Linked DNA regions of Homo sapiens: region 1 is linked to region 2. A link is a loop called in an ENCODE intact Hi-C map of the cell type or tissue named here. Cell type or tissue: heart right ventricle. All regions are shown on one strand.

What was found. A loop is a pair of places that touch in the nucleus more often than their neighbours do. Peaks named below come from ENCODE experiments on the same cell type or tissue, not always from the same donor. Only the 100,000 strongest peaks of a DNase experiment are listed, where the experiment ranks them.
Region 1: a loop joins it to region 2, with 2.7 times the contacts of the local background. A loop is called at or near these places in 7 of 110 quality-filtered maps.

The regions. Positions count from the first base shown.
Region 1 is chr7:80,632,579-80,640,578 of GRCh38, reverse strand. It overlaps CD36 (CD36 molecule (CD36 blood group)), which reads right to left and starts at 1,937. Exons shown (of 15, transcript NM_001001548.3): 1 at 1,833-1,937. In heart right ventricle, no CTCF peak of the experiment used is centred here; no DNase peak of the experiment used is centred here; H3K4me3 peaks cover 3,858 bases; H3K27ac peaks cover 8,000 bases.
Region 2 is chr7:80,495,269-80,503,268 of GRCh38, reverse strand. The region is part of intron 1 of GNAT3 (G protein subunit alpha transducin 3); the gene reads left to right. The region is part of intron 2 of LOC107986812 (a long non-coding RNA gene); the gene reads right to left. Among named protein-coding and RNA genes, the nearest start is that of GNAT3, 13 kb to the left of the region's middle. In heart right ventricle, no CTCF peak of the experiment used is centred here; a DNase peak (open chromatin) is centred at 3,778; H3K27ac peaks cover 3,573 bases.

The DNA of each region.
Region 1 (8,000 bases), 140 kb before region 2:
GCCAAAAATGCTGGACCTTGAAGCCAAGAAATGTAGATTCAGTTCTGGGTGTTAGTATTGAAGTTTGTCTGTGATACAGTTTTCTCTAAAATGAGTTTACTTACATCAAATAAGGTTGCAAGTATTAAATGAAGTAAAATAATATATATTTATATTGTAGAAAATGTTATTGTTATTTTGAAATATTACTATGAAGTATCATTTCAAACCATAACAGTAAAGTGTTATTTCATATTGGCCAAGTGTTTTAAAAATCTAATAAATGTGTATATTTTACAAAAGTAGAAATGAGTATTTGCAAAATAGTTAGATTATAATGAAATGTGATCATATATGTATGGAATTAAAATATGCAAATGGAAAGACAGCTACTAGTTTAGAACAATGCTACTTGCAAGTTTCAGACACATCTTGGGCCAGTGAACAAAAACATCTTCTGATTAGATGCAAGGATACTTACAGAATTAAGTATCTGATAGTTACAGAATTATCTTAAACTTTCCTTTTCAGGAAACACACAGGAAATACACACACATGCAGGGTTCAAATGTGTTAAAGTAAACAAGGTTAAAAAAATTCCTTAAAAAAATAGGGTGGCAACTATAACTTCCAAGGTAAATTCCAAATTCAGTACACTCTGTGCAAGTACCTCCAGTTGTAATTAATATTCTTCCCAGGCTAACCCATTATCTGATGGTTCTCTGTTTGGTTTATTGTTCTGGTTCACTAATGAGTCTGGGAAATTAAATGATTTCTACTTTAGTTCTTATTTTCTTGTAAATTCCAAAGGACCACTGGACTTTCTATATAACAAACATTTTTAAATATTTCATTTTGGCTTCCTTGTGAACCAATATTTAAAGCAATATTTTTTAGCTTCAACACACATTACTGACTTCAAACCACACAGAAAAAGACTAAAAAGTACATGCAAATCTTTACAAAACAGGTTTCAATATGCTACTTGATGATTTCAGAAACTGGGATGTACTCTAGAGAATTTATGCCATTTACAGTTATTTATAATTTTAGTTAATGTATAATTAATTTGAGGCTTTTACTTAATTCCTCCAAATTGATTTCTCCTTTACTTCAACTTGGCATCATCATCTAATAATTCAGTACTATTTGTAATAAGCTTCCTGAATCGAAAAAAAATTAACTTTATTTTTATTCTACTAATTTACACTAATTAAATTTCAGATTATTTAAAAGTAATATACTTTGCTATTCCCAGTAACAATGACAATATCTTTGTTCATTACAGAAAAGAACTTAAAAAGCACATATCCAAAATACACATTGCATTTGATCATGTAGAGCAAGTCAGGTATACCAAAAGTTGTGCAATTCAGATTGAAAATTAAACAAGCTAATGACTCTGTAAAGTAATAGTTAATAATTGCATATTAGACAACATGTTGACATAAGAGCTGTAAGTCATTTATAACATCTAACCTCATTATATTGGTCTGCAGTATAATGATCTTCATCATTTAAACATCATGTATAAATAGCCTAAGTATAAAATGAAAGTTTTATAATAATCCAAATTGGATTATAAATCACTTTAAATATTAACTTATACATACGACATGAAATGCCATTGGGTATGGTTTAAGCATAAAATATAGGAAGGTTGATAACTTGAAAATAATGCAAACCTGATTTTTAGATAAAGCCTAGTGACTAAGAAAACAGTTACTACCTTTTTTCCTGTCCTCCTATATAACTTCTTAGGAGTATTTATACAGTAGTGTCACCTCCCGTCATCTGGGTGATGGGAAAAATCCCTTAATCTTTTTTATTTAAAGAAAAATCATACAACTTACCTTTAAAATGGCTAAGAAGGATTTTTCAATCAAATGCTCCAACATTTGGACAATTCTTAATAGGATCAAATGGTATTCTGCAGGAAAGTCCTACACTGCAGTCCTCAGTACATAAATGCGTGAGAGTTTAAATATGCAACCACACCCCCTCCCCCCCCCAAAAAAAGAGAAGAGAAAGCACTCTACAGTGTCAGATCCCAGTGTGTGGTTTGTTGCCAGAGGAATTGAAAGAAAAAAAAAATCCCCCACACAGCACATTACTGATATGGCTAATAAGGGTCTATTTTTATGTTCTGGTGAAGACCCATTACCTATATCTGAGATATTCAGCATTTTTTTTTTTTTTGGCTATTTCCCATCCAAGTAAGTCAGAGGCCAGAAAAACAAAAGGAACTGACTTGCTGAGTTTCCCCTAACATATTCTCAGATGCTGAACTGAGACCGCTGGTGGAAATAGTAAATTTGGAAGAATAATCATATTCTCACTTCCCTGTCTTGACTGAGCTTGCGAAACTTATTTTATTAAGTTTAAATTTAATGTACTTTTTTATACAGCGTAATTCTGAAATACTGTGAGACTAATAATTCTGAAAACAATTGGAGACTGTCAATCAGCAAGGATGACAAACTGACTTAAAAAAAGGAAACAGCCTATTGTTCTAGCTGGAAGTTCTTAACTGTTTATCATTTTCTGTTAGTTTTGCAAAAATTTCATGATCACAGCACAGTGCTCCTACAAAAAATAAACTCTTTAAATTTCTTCAACCAAAATATGTCTAAGTAGAATTACTATTGAGGATAATCTTTAGTACTTAAGTCACTTTCAAAAAAAAAAAAAGCATTATGTTGATATTGAATCAAAATAGAAGGCCTTGCACTTTGGGGAAAGAACCTTCACTATCAAGACCCTGTTCTTATAAAGAAATTCTCAGAATCATACAGGAAAACCTTCACAGGGTTAACCTGGCATGTATTTGATAGGAGAGCTGGATAAATGCATTCAAACAACCTTAGAAGTAAAGTAACCTAAGAATACCAGACAGAAATATATTTAGTTCATTAGGTCATATTTAAACCAGTCCTTAAGTTAGAATGCTCGTGCTGTCCTTTTTGGGCATGTGAGGCACACAACGAATCCTTTCATTTGCAAGCAGTGCCATACAACTGAAAAAAAAAACCCCAAACACTCTTTTCTCCTCAAGAATTTTTTTTCCCCAGGGAAGTTTTTACTGACATATTTATTTAAAAAATAAGTCATAAAAATATTGTAAGTCTATTACTTTTTTTTCAAATCTCAGACCACTTAATTAGGATAAAGTAGAAATGACCATGTGCAATCTCTTTATAATTTATGCTTTCAGTTAGAAAAGAATAACTCACAGTGATTTCATGAAACTTAAGAAGGTAATTCCCTTAAATAACTGCGACCTTTTATCTTGGTGGCACGATATAAAATGGTAGTATAAAGACATATTATTTTGGTTAAGAATATCTATTTTGTAGATAGCTGTTTTGTATTTAAGCTAATTTATTTCTCAACCTTAATTCTCACACACTCACACTCTAATATGACAATTCAGAAAAAGATTACCAACGAAAGGGTTCAGATAAGACCTGTTTAAAAGAGCATATTTTAAAGATATTAAAAGACTAAAGTATAATGAAAATATGATCGCAATTAGAGAAAGATTATTTCAGAAAAAATACATGCAAAATAGATGCCTAAGTTGACATTAAACTTACTTGGGTATTATTTAATCAGTAGCCTAATGCCATTCAAATCTGCTGTCACTGGAGAGGAAAATGTCACAGAGTCCCATGAGCAGTCCAAAGAATCAAATTTACATTCCCAGAGACAGCTGTTAAGTGTTCAATCCCATAGACAACAGTTCCTGAGTAGCTTAGCATACAAGATCTGAAAGCACACAGCTGAGTCAAATCTGCAACTGTGGATTTTTAGAAAAATATAGACCTTAAACAATAACATAGCAAAATGCTGTACCCATTTTAAAGTAAAGAGTGTTGGGGTTTTCATTTTTTTAAAGACTATGCACCCACCATATTTTGAAGGGATGTGTTTTATGTGAGCATATACCTTGCTTTATGTAAATCCACTATAACACTGGATTAATTTATTAGAATGACAGGATATAATTTTCAATCTACTTCAGTCAGTTTAGACAATTCTTTGGAAATTCTTTTTTTTTTTTTTTTGCAAGAGATCACATAGGGTTAGAAATTGGAAGGATGTAAGTTTAAATCCTCAGGCTACCGGGCCCTAGTTATATTGACTTGTAATTGGAAGTTAACTGCTTGTTCTTCTTTTTCCAGATTTATCAAGGTATGAATCATTTTGACATGTGTATACACTGTAAAATGATTGCCATAATCAAGTTAATTAACATTCATTGCTCTCATTTTCATAATCAAAGAATAGAGAAAACTAAATAAAAGAGTAATAATAAGAGCTAAGAGATGAGTAGTGTACAATACTTGACAGGAGCCTGAAAATTTCTAGGCACTCAACACTCCCCATTTCATCACCCCCACTTCCTACAAGCCTCCTCCCCTCTCCGTTCTCTGCTTTATTTTCCACAGGTCACTTATCACCATCGAAGAAATTCTGCCAATTGACTTTTGTTTTTGCCCTGTCTTTGCACCTGCTAGAATGTTGGGTTTTTGCAGAGGGGGATGCTTGTCTGTTTAATTCACCACTGAACTTTGCACCTGCCTTTGCACTTGCTAGAATGTTGCGTTTTTGAGGAGGGGGATGCTTGTCTGTTTAATTCACCACTGAACCCCTATAGTACAGAATAAGCTCATAGTTGGTAATAAGTTGAATAAACAGACACACACAAGACTATTATAACCATCATAATGCTTTACAAGTAGTGAGAATGAGTGGAAATGAGAGACTATTATGCTGCTTCTTCATACCATGGATATGTAATGGTTTGATTCAGATTAAGAACATCTGCTAGGAAAATGAATGGAATCCGAGTCTGAATTTGGAATTCATCACTTCCTAAGTGTATGACTTATTGCTAACTACTTTACCTCTCTTAAACATGGTAGAAATATCTCCCTCACAGAATTGCTGTCAAGATTAAAAGTGATAATATGAAGGATTTAGCACAGAGCCTGACATAGTTTTTGTTTAACAAATAATTGTGGCTGGGCTTGGTGGCTCACACCTGTAATCCCAGCACTTTGGGAGGCTGAGGTGGGCGGATCACTTGAGGTCAGGAGTTCGAGAGTAGCTTGACCAACATGGTGAAACCTCCTCTCTACTAAAAATACAAAAATTAGCCAGGTGTGGTGGTGCATGCCTGTAATCCCAACTACTCAGGAGGCTGAGACAGGAAAATCGCTTGAACCTGGGAGGCGGAGGTTTGCAGTGAGCTAAGATTGTGCCACTATACTCCAGCCTGGGCAATAGAGTGAGACTCTGTCTCAAAAAACAAAAACAACAACAAATAATTGCATGGCCATCACTGGCTATCACGCACAATTTTATTTTAGAAAATGTATTAAGTATGGAGAGAAAGCAATATTGAAAATTATAGAAAAGTGTACAATGAGAGGCCTCAATCCCCAATTGTATTCCTCAGAAGTAACAAATGTTAAGTGTGTGTTAACCTTCCCCCAGTAATTTTATAATTTTCTAAAGTATATTAGCCATTTTTATTTTAAAACATTTGTAACAATATCCTTTTCACCTTTTTTTCCATAAATTGCTTTGTCCCTTTCTTAATAATTAGTAGGAAAATAGTCTTTGGACATTTGACAATTTTTTTTTAATTTGACAATTTTTACTTTTCTGTTTGTATGTGTAACTTACAGAAATGTTTACATTTTTATTCCATAAACTTTGAGTCATTTCCTTTTGAGGATTGTATCATGCTTTGAAAGCCTTTATCCACTTTGAGCATACTAAAAAAAAAATAAACTTTCTTTTAGCATTTGTATAGTTAAAAAAAATCCTTTTAACAGTACTTTTGGACAAGCTGATTCATGGAATGTAACACTTGTGAAATAAAAGAGGAAGAGTACAGTAAGTTGAGTAACAAATATTGCAACATATTTGAGAAGCAAATGACAGATGGGTAACAAGAGTTCTGGAAGAGGAATCACATGGCCCGTGTGATTCCTTTATTAGCAATAGGATTTGTGAACTAGGCAAGACGTAATAATCATTGTATTCCTGTTGTCCTTTCTTGTTAAATGGGATAACCTATAAAGTCTACCTACCTTTAAGCTGAAGATCAGATAGTAGATTTAAACTTTAAAATGTAAGGCTATATGCAGATACAAGAATATCTTATAGTAGTAGATACCATTTAAAAGAAAACTAAGCGATTTTTTTTAACAGTTCAGCAAATGAAAAGAAGCATTTTAGTATAACTTGCATTGTAATTCTAGATTGAATGGGTGAACAAAGACTTGAAGAGCAAAGAACAATGAAGATGATCATACAATAACATAGTCAACACATAGTAGGAGCTTACTACCTGCCAGGTGTGGAGCTAAGTATTTCACATGTATTACCTTGCTGAATAATCATCTCTCCTTACTAGGCTCTTTAGATGACTAGCTGAGTTCACACAGCTAGTACTTGGCAGAACAAGGGCTGGAACCCAAACTGACTGACTGAAGGGCCTATACTCTTTTCTTCAAAGAAAAAAAAAGATACATTTATCCTTGATCAAAATCTAATTTTACATATTTTTCTCAAAATCTTTGCACAAGTTGAATAATTTTAACCTGATATTACATTAAGAGCAAAATAATGTCTAGACACAATAGAAAATGAACAGTGAACATATGTAGGTGGCAATCAACAGAATTATTTTAGATTAAATAAAACATAAAATTTCATTCTATTGACCTATGAACTATCTCATAACATTAGTTACCAATGTAAAACCAGGCAACATTTATTTTATCACTTTAATCTTTAGGGAATACTAATCATGGAAATGTATACATACATACATTTAGGCATACACACACTTATGCTTATATATGTATAATAGATGAACATTTTTCAGTTGCCAGCTCGTCACTTATAGAAGTATTAAAGTATTAGTATGTTCTAACTGCTTTATAAGTTGAGGAAGGACTTCACATGCAGTAATAAAAAATATCTATGTAATTTGAATATTAAATTGCAAAAGACAAGAGCATCATGTAATGCTAGTGAAATGCTGAGACTGAAATGGAGATTTCTAATATCACCTTTAAAAGAAAATTTCCAGAAAATTATTAAAGGTGAAATTCCGAATATCAGAGTAACTTAGTTTAGACTTAAACCACATGGCCTAATGAATCAAAAGTCAGGATAAAAACAAACATACTGCATTAAAAGTAGAAAATAATCTTACCTATAGGTTTAATAGAAGTCATGCTTGTAACAGATTAAAGAGAGCACTTCTGTATATGTAGGTAGTTCTCATGTGGGCATGGCCAAATCATTATGTAAATTTTACAGGCCATCTAAAAATGTTGGCAGACCTAATTCTTACTTGAACAGCTTGCAAAAACAATTCTCTAAGTAGGAAAAAAAATTAGTCAACATTTAAATGATGGTAAGAAACATAAGGAAATGCCATGATCAGCATAGTTAGGTAAACTGTGTTCATAGAGTAGATAGGAAATTATTCGAGGAAAAAACAGAAACATTTAGGCAAAAGAATAACTAGGTCTCAAAGCATGGTGTGATGAAATAGCAGGAAAAAAATCAATAATTCATAGCCAAAACAAGCATTTAGTTGATGAGCACCTAGTTTTTTAAACGTTGAGAAAAAAATAGCAATTAATGAATTTTGAATTTTTACCGGGCAGAAAGAAAAAATTCATTGTCATTAAGGGTACCACAAATTTTAGTTCTGAGAAATATTATAATAGCCCTGGATTAAAAAGGTGGTCCCTAAAGTGGAGTCTTTAAAATAAAATAAATAATTTTGAGAAGGTTCAGAGAAATAATTTAACTTTGCATTGGCTCTAGGCTTGGCCATAATGATGTGTTTTAAAATGCTAAAATATTAGGTTTTTCTTATTTTGTTTAAACCATAAAAAATTGATCAGCATGATGAATATCTTAAAACAGAAAAATATAAAGAAATCAGATGAAGGATGACATAAAATGATTTTTTGTTCCATTTAATA
Region 2 (8,000 bases):
TGGAAGAATGACAGAATCAGAATCTAAAATATTCTTGTGATTTGTTCATGGTGGCTAGAACACAGGTATACCTTTGCATGTAGAAATGAGCTAGAAGAAAGTCATTTATATGTTATTGCATAGGAATTTTATTTTGTATCTGTAGTCAATAAGATGATATTGATAGGTTTTTTAACTATGTAACTAAAATGATAGTACTTGGCTTTTTTTAAAAAAAATAAAGACTACCCTGGCTATACTATGGCTCAAAGATTTAATGAGGAGGATAAAGGTAGGTAGGACAATTAGGAAACTGTTACTATTGTGCAAATTCTTGATGCAATTCTGAATTAATGCAGAAATTTTAAGTTTGAAAATAAGATTTGAGGAATGTTAGGAGACAAAGTGACAGAACTTGGTGGCAGACTGCATGTGGACGGTAAATGAGAGGAGTGATTGGGGTGGAATTGGTTATGGTTGATTATGTTATTCACTGGTATGTGAAATGCAGGATAAATATGAGGCTGGGGAAAAGGGAAAGGGATGATAATTTAGGATATTCAAACCTATGTTTTTTTTTTTTAGCAGGACCAAATGGATATCTATTAGATCAACATATGGGTCTGAAAATTAGGAGGGATAACTCTAGTAAGAACTACATGCTTGATAAATTCAATCCTCCATTTTCCTTATTTTATATTTTCCTTTGTCCAGATATCAGTATAGGCAAACCATGTGATTAACCAAGGCCTTTTTAAAAATCGTTGTTGCAATATGTATTTATACTAAAAAATAGTATACATGACTATTCCCACAATTAATGAACACTTAGACAAATATCTGCAACAGACCTGTGTGGGAAAAATCATGTAATTTTGTATTTTAGTGTTGTCATTTTTTAGCCTAAAAGGTATGTTAATAAGAAAAGAAAAATGAAATATCTGTTAAAATGCTTCTCACAATCCAAGAAAGCTCATATAACATTTTTAAACCACTTTATTGAGATATGCTTGATATGCAAAAGCTATACATATTTAATGTATGCCACTTGATGAGCTTGGAGATAAGTATACACCTGTGAAATCGTCACCACAATCCACACAGTAGACTTCTCCGTCACCTATAAAAGTTGTTTCCTGTCCTCTTATTTATTGTCACTATTATTATAAGAACACTTAACATAAGATCTACCCTCTTAGTGAATTTTTAAGTATCCAGTACATTATTGGTAACTATAGGCACTATAAATATTATCAGATATTTTAAAAATAAGTATAAAATGGAAAGTTGGAATATCTAAATAAAAGATCATTAAAAAGGAAAGATAGTATATAGCTACAATATTCTTTCTCATGAATGAAACATACTTAGTTTGGCTGATGAGGAATTTTACAGATTCATGATGCTTATTTTTTCTGTATCACAGAAATAGGTACTTGTAGTCATATAAGTATATCTGACACCATATGTTTACTGATATGACAAACTGAAAATCCACATTATTTATACAATATTCATCTAAAATATTTACATTGAATCTAATCAGAGAATACAGATAATTGAATATATTTAGAAAATTGTCTTAGACTTTAGAAAAATGCCAATGTCAACAAAACAAAATAACAAAAATATTACAAGGAAAATGTTATAAATTAAAAGAGCTTAAAAAGCATAACGACAAAAGAAAGTGTGAAACTTGATTGGATCATGAATACAAGAAACAAAAAAGGTATGGGAAACATTTTTTTGAAACAATCAGATAAATTTGAATATGGAGTATATAGTATTAGATAACATTTAGAATTAATATAAATTTTCTTAAGCATGCAAATAGTATTTTGGTTTTGTAGAAAAATTGTCTTATTCTTAGAAGATGCATTTCAAAATATTTATGGGTAAAATGTCTAATAAAGATTCAGCAAAACAAAACATAAAACTATGTTCATATATGTATATGTAAATGTATACATACATATGAGAAAGAAAGCAAACAGGACAAATAATTCAGAAAGGGGAAGGGTATAAAATGCGGGCTTCCATAACACTATATTCTTGAACTTCTGTAAGTTTTTAAATTAATTATCAAAATAAAAAGTTTGGGAAAAATAAACAATGTGTTTTTTTGGCAAAAGAAAATGTACAAATTTATCTGCAAATTTATTCATATTGCTTTATAAGGGAATTCTATCAAACAGTCCATGGGCAGAGCATTTCAAAATTACATAAACATTTTTAGAAAATTCTTTTCAATTTATTATTTGACAACTTTGACAACAAAATTTGACAAAGACAATGGCAGGTCAATCATCCTCACAGACATAAATATAAAAACCAAAGCCAAATATTAGCCAACCAATGCCAGCAATACATAAAATGCAAAAAGAGAAAAGGTTGGGGGGACTTTTGGGGGAAGATGGATTATCCCAACAATGCATGTTTAAAATACTACTAGAAAATCATTAACATTATTTACTACATTATCAAATTAAAAGAGAAAAATCAAAAGAATGTCAGGAGGTGCCAAAAAATAATTAAATAAAATTCCTTATCAATTCCTGATTGAAAAAACACCAATTAAAGTAGAAATAGAAGAGAATTTCCTTAGTCAGATAAACTGTAGGTACAAAAACCTTCAGTAACTATCATACCTAATGGCCAACATTTAGCATTGTTCACTAGAGATAGTGAACAAGGACTTATGATTAATAGGTTTCCTGTTAACAGAATAGACCCTAGAGTATGACATAGTTTCCTGCCCTTGACCTTCTCTTCAATACTCCTATCAGGGATTTTGGTGAAGGGGGATAAAGCAGGCATTTCAAACTTGAGATTCAGTTTGGAAGGATATAGTGACAAAACCAAGTCAGACTTCCAAATAACCTCTACTAGCAGAAATGCTTGCCGCAAATAAGCAAAATGGAATTTAATAAATATCTTTATTGAGGTTCAAAATCAATTAGATACACGTGGTTTGTGGGAGGATCTGTTTGGTAAGAGATGTGAAAAAAAGTAGAAAAACTTTAATTACCACAAGCTGAGTGTAGGCCAAAAAAAAAAAAGGAGGCAAACTAATCATGGTCTTTATTAAGAAAATTACTTATTTATAAACAAGCCCACCAGGAGTGAGGCAGGTCTAGGTGGCAGAATGTCAGTGCTGTTCATAAATCTGGTATCTACAGCATAATTTTCAGTACTGCATTTCGGAAAGACATTGGCTCTTACATGGGGTATGGTTCAGAGGACAAATAATCTAAAAATCATGTTCCACAAGAAAGGAGTAAAGGAGTGGATCATATTATACTTGAAATATTTCTTTAAAAGGATATGAGCACATTCTTCAAATAATAGAAAATACTTAAAGCTCACTATATATTAGTGTATGTTCTAGGTAATTTATATTTGTGATCTAATCCTCCCAAGTTTTAGCCCAATTTTATAATAGAGGAAACTGACTTTCAGTGAGACCAAATTTGATCAAGACACTTAGTCACAGTCAGAGATGAGTGCAAGCTCATATCTATTTAGTTCCAAAACATGATGAATCCAGCTATGTGATGGGCTGTCATGTGCAAAGGACAGAGAATTTTGATGTCACTCCATAAAAAGGAGAAATAATACATGGAACAAAATTAAGTTGGCTCAAAAGAGACTACCCTAAAAATCTTTTATACCAACAGTCTACCTGTGAATGATAAGCTGACACAGCAATACCAGTATGCCTCTGAAAGTACACTGCTTTCAAGGCCAGGTGTAGGGGCTCATGCTTGTAATTCCAGCAGTTTGTGAGACAGGCAGGAGGATTGCTTGAGGCCAGGAGGCCAAGGCTGCAGTGAGTCATGATCATGCTACTGCACTCAAGCCTGGCAACAGAGCTAGATTCTGTCTCAAAACAAACCAACAAAAAAAGTACACCGCTCTCATACTAATTTATAAAAAATGCATTTAAAATAATTTCTAAAGTGTTGAAACCATTTTGGTATTTATCAGTGCCTACTTAAAAAAGAAAGCGATATGACACAGCTTTAGTAAGAGTCAGAATACATAGTTTCTTTGTTTGAAGACAGATCTGAAACTTTGGATGATTATCATAATCTCTATTGGATTCATTTTTCTCACGCATAGACTGAAGAGATGTGCATAGCTGGTTGATTTCTAAGGTTTCTTTCTACTATACAATTATGTGATTTTTAAGACCACCTACAAAAAAAAATCTTATGTGTGATTACAAGTCACAATGTTGTAATCTCATTTTGCCTGTTTGAACAAGTCATCCAAAATGAGCAATCAAGCCTTGTGTGTGTTCAATTGAAGTTCAGTTACATGTATAAATATTGGGTAGATTTAAAATTCTTTTTAATATTTTCAGATTTAAAAATGTAGAACAGGATTCCTTACTTATTCTTATTAAAAATAAAATAATTTATGAGTATCTAAGTATGAATTAAGTATAAATTTAAATATTTAATTATTTGTAACATTATCTATTTCAAAGAAACAGATGCATATCTTGTTAAAATTCTCTTGGTACCCCTTGACCCAGAAACTAATATTAGCGATGACCACAATTTGGAAGGAAGAGATTATTTCAGGACACCATCAGCGGATGTGAACATGCTGTTATAATGTCTATATTTGGCTCTGTAACATGATCTAATCTCACAAGACTGAAATGACTATTGTGAACTATGACCTAGAATTATTGTGAGAATGGGGCTCAATAATTTATTTTTGAAATAACTTTGCAATAGAGTTCCAAATAATAAATGAGATTTTAAGTAGATAGGCTTTTCTTTAGGAATTTTCCTCTTAATGCTGTAATTGACTATACTGGACCTTTACATAGAAGACTGAAGTCACTACATAAAGCAAGGATGGTACAGACACCTTTTTAAAGGCTTTCAAGGGAAAATATTAACTTTTAATATGTAGTTTCATTTAAAAGTACATGCCATTTTTAAAAAAGTGATTGATTATTCTGCTTACCTTAAACACAGCATGAATTACCAGCTAAGTTACAAATAATTGTTATACAATAACATACCCTGTAGCCTTAGAAATACTTTTGGAAATGCCACAACTTAGTGTTATCTGTATGATTACCAAATGGCCATATTTATGAAGTACAGAAGACCATTCTGAATGTACATTAACTGACACAGTCTAAAAGTCACTTTTTTCACAAATTTATAAATTTTCAACTAGTCAATAACATATAGTGAATAAAATAAAATTCGGTTGTGATTTTTTAATCTGCCTAAAAGTGGTTCTTAATCAATAAAATATTTCTCTATAATACATATGCTGATACAATTCTAGAAAATCATTGACACACTTTTTCTCATTAGGCTCAATATCTCAAGATAGACAATTCATTTAAAAGAAAGTGGTCTAAATTATTTTCACTTTATTGTAGAAATTATATCATCTTTTAAATAAATTTAACTGACATTCAGAAATGAGACTTTTTTCTCATTTCTAGTTGAATACTTTGGTTGAACAAAATACAACATTAAACATACCTGCATGAGCAAGTACTGCAGTTCCTACTGAGCCCATTGACTTTTCTTCCACATCCCCACTGCTCTGTAATTTAAGACAGTGTGTGTGTATATATGTATGTATATACGTATATGTATATACGTATATGTATATACGTATATGTATATACGTATATGTATATACGTATATGTATATACGTATATGTATATACGTATATGTATATACGTATATGTATATACGTATATGTGTATATATATAGAGAGAGAAACAAGATATTCTGATATTCTGTCATTTGTACAGGATGATGCTAGAATTTCGAATATTCAGTTCCATTGTTAGAGATTTTAAAATAAAACCTATCAAGGACAGTTTTATAATATTATTGTATGACTTTTCCCAAAGTGATGCACTTCCTACAGCAAAATAGTGAGTTATTTAAAGCCAGCAAACCAGACTATTGTGCAAAGCTCATTCATTTTTGAATGAGTTGCCACTCTCACAAACAATTCTCAGCCATGCAAAATGATAGGGTCAGTTGTCTTCGGAAAATGGGCAAGATGATTTTATTTTATTCTCAACTGTTTCATTCTTGGGCATTGCAGCCTCTAGTAAATGAGATGGTTATACCCAATCTGTCAGTTTGTGTTTGATTATGTAAAGAAATTTTAGCAAGTTACTTTGATTTTTGCATCTATCAACTTTGTTGTCATATTTCACTATCAGTGATGGAGAGCCAACTAGCATAAAATCATGGAGAGGTGTGTTCTTGAAGTTTTCCCAAGGGAAAGAATCTATATATCACCACCAGAAAATGAAACATAATTTCCCATAGCTTTACCACTCTTATTTCCTCACTATCACATAAGGTGGACAGCTGTTTCAGACAACTGCAGAAACTAGATATATTTACATATGGCTATGACCAAAAAAAAAAAAAGAAAAGTTGTCCTGAATAGAACTAAATTTAGGTGTAGCTATATCTGTTCATCGAGGCTTAAGAAAACATTGTAAATCATGCAGAAACATTTCAGTGAGGAAAAAATGATGCGCAGTACAAAGGACAAAATCTCATTTCTGAAGTATGAGTCAAAGAATTCATTTGTTTTATTGAGATTCTACTGAGTTAGGCACTGTTCTAGGTGCTTTGGCTAAATCAGTGAACAAAGCAGATAGAGATTCTTTGCAACGTGAAATTTACTTTGCAGTGATGAAAGGAACATTTTTAAATAATATATGAATTATTCCTAAGCATGTAGAAGAAGAAAAGTGTTAGGAGAAAAGTGTTAGGAAAGAAGTGAAGGTAGAATAGGGAAATGAAGACTGAGTGGGTGAGAGTCGAATTAGAAATTTAAATAGGGTGGGTTGGGTGCAGTGGCTCATGCCTACAATCCCAGCACTTTGGGAGGCCGAGGCAGGCAGATCACTTGAGGCCAAGAGTTTGAGACTAGCCTAACCAAAATGGTGAAACCCTGTCTCTACTAAAAATACAAAAATTAACTGGGCATGATGGCGCACACCTGTAATCCCAGCTACTCAGGAGGCTGAGGCAGGAGAATCGCTTGAACCCAGGAGGCAAAGGTTGCAGTGAGCAGAGATCTTGCCACTGCACTCCAGCCTGGGTGACAGAGCGAGATTCCATCTCAAAAAGAAAGACTCTTCTGGATATTGGCCTAGGCAAAGAATTTGTGACTAAGACTTCAAAAGCAAGTGTAACAAAAACAAAAATAGGCCAATGGGACAAACGAAAAGCTCTGCACAGAAAAAGAAATAATCAACAGAGTAAACAGACGTCTAAAGAATGGGAGAAAACATTTGCAAGCTATGCATCAAACAAAGGACTAATACCCAGAATCTACAAGGAATTCAAACAACTCAACGAGAAAAAAGCAAATAGCTCCATCAAAAAGTGGGCAAAGGACATGAACAGATATTTTTCAAAGAAGACATACAAATGGCTAACAATCATGTAAGAAAATGTTCACTACAACTAATTGTCAGAGAAATGTAAATTAAAACTACAGTGAAGGCCAGGTGCAGTGGCTCACACCTGTAATCCTGCACTTTGGGAGGCTAAGGCAGGCAGATCACGAGATCAGCAGATCCAGACCATCCTAGCCAACGTAGTAAAACCCGTCTCTACTAAACTACAAAAAATTAGCCAGGCATGGTGGCATGCGCCTGTAATCCCAGGTACTCGGGAGGCTAAGGCATGAGAATCACTTGAACCCAGGAGGTGGAGGTCGCAGTGAGCTGAGATCACGCCACTGCACTCCAGCCTGGTGACAGAGTGGGACTCGATCTCAAAAAAAACAAAAACAAACAAACCAAAAAAAAAAACTACAGTGAGAGACCACCTTACACCAGGTCAAAATGGCTATTATTAAAAAGTCAAAAAACAACAGATACTGGCAGCGATGTAGAGAAAAGGGAACACTTACACAATGTTGGTGGCATGTAAATCAGTACAACCTCTATGAAAAAATAGTATGGATATTTCTCCGAGTTAAAAATAGGACTACCAT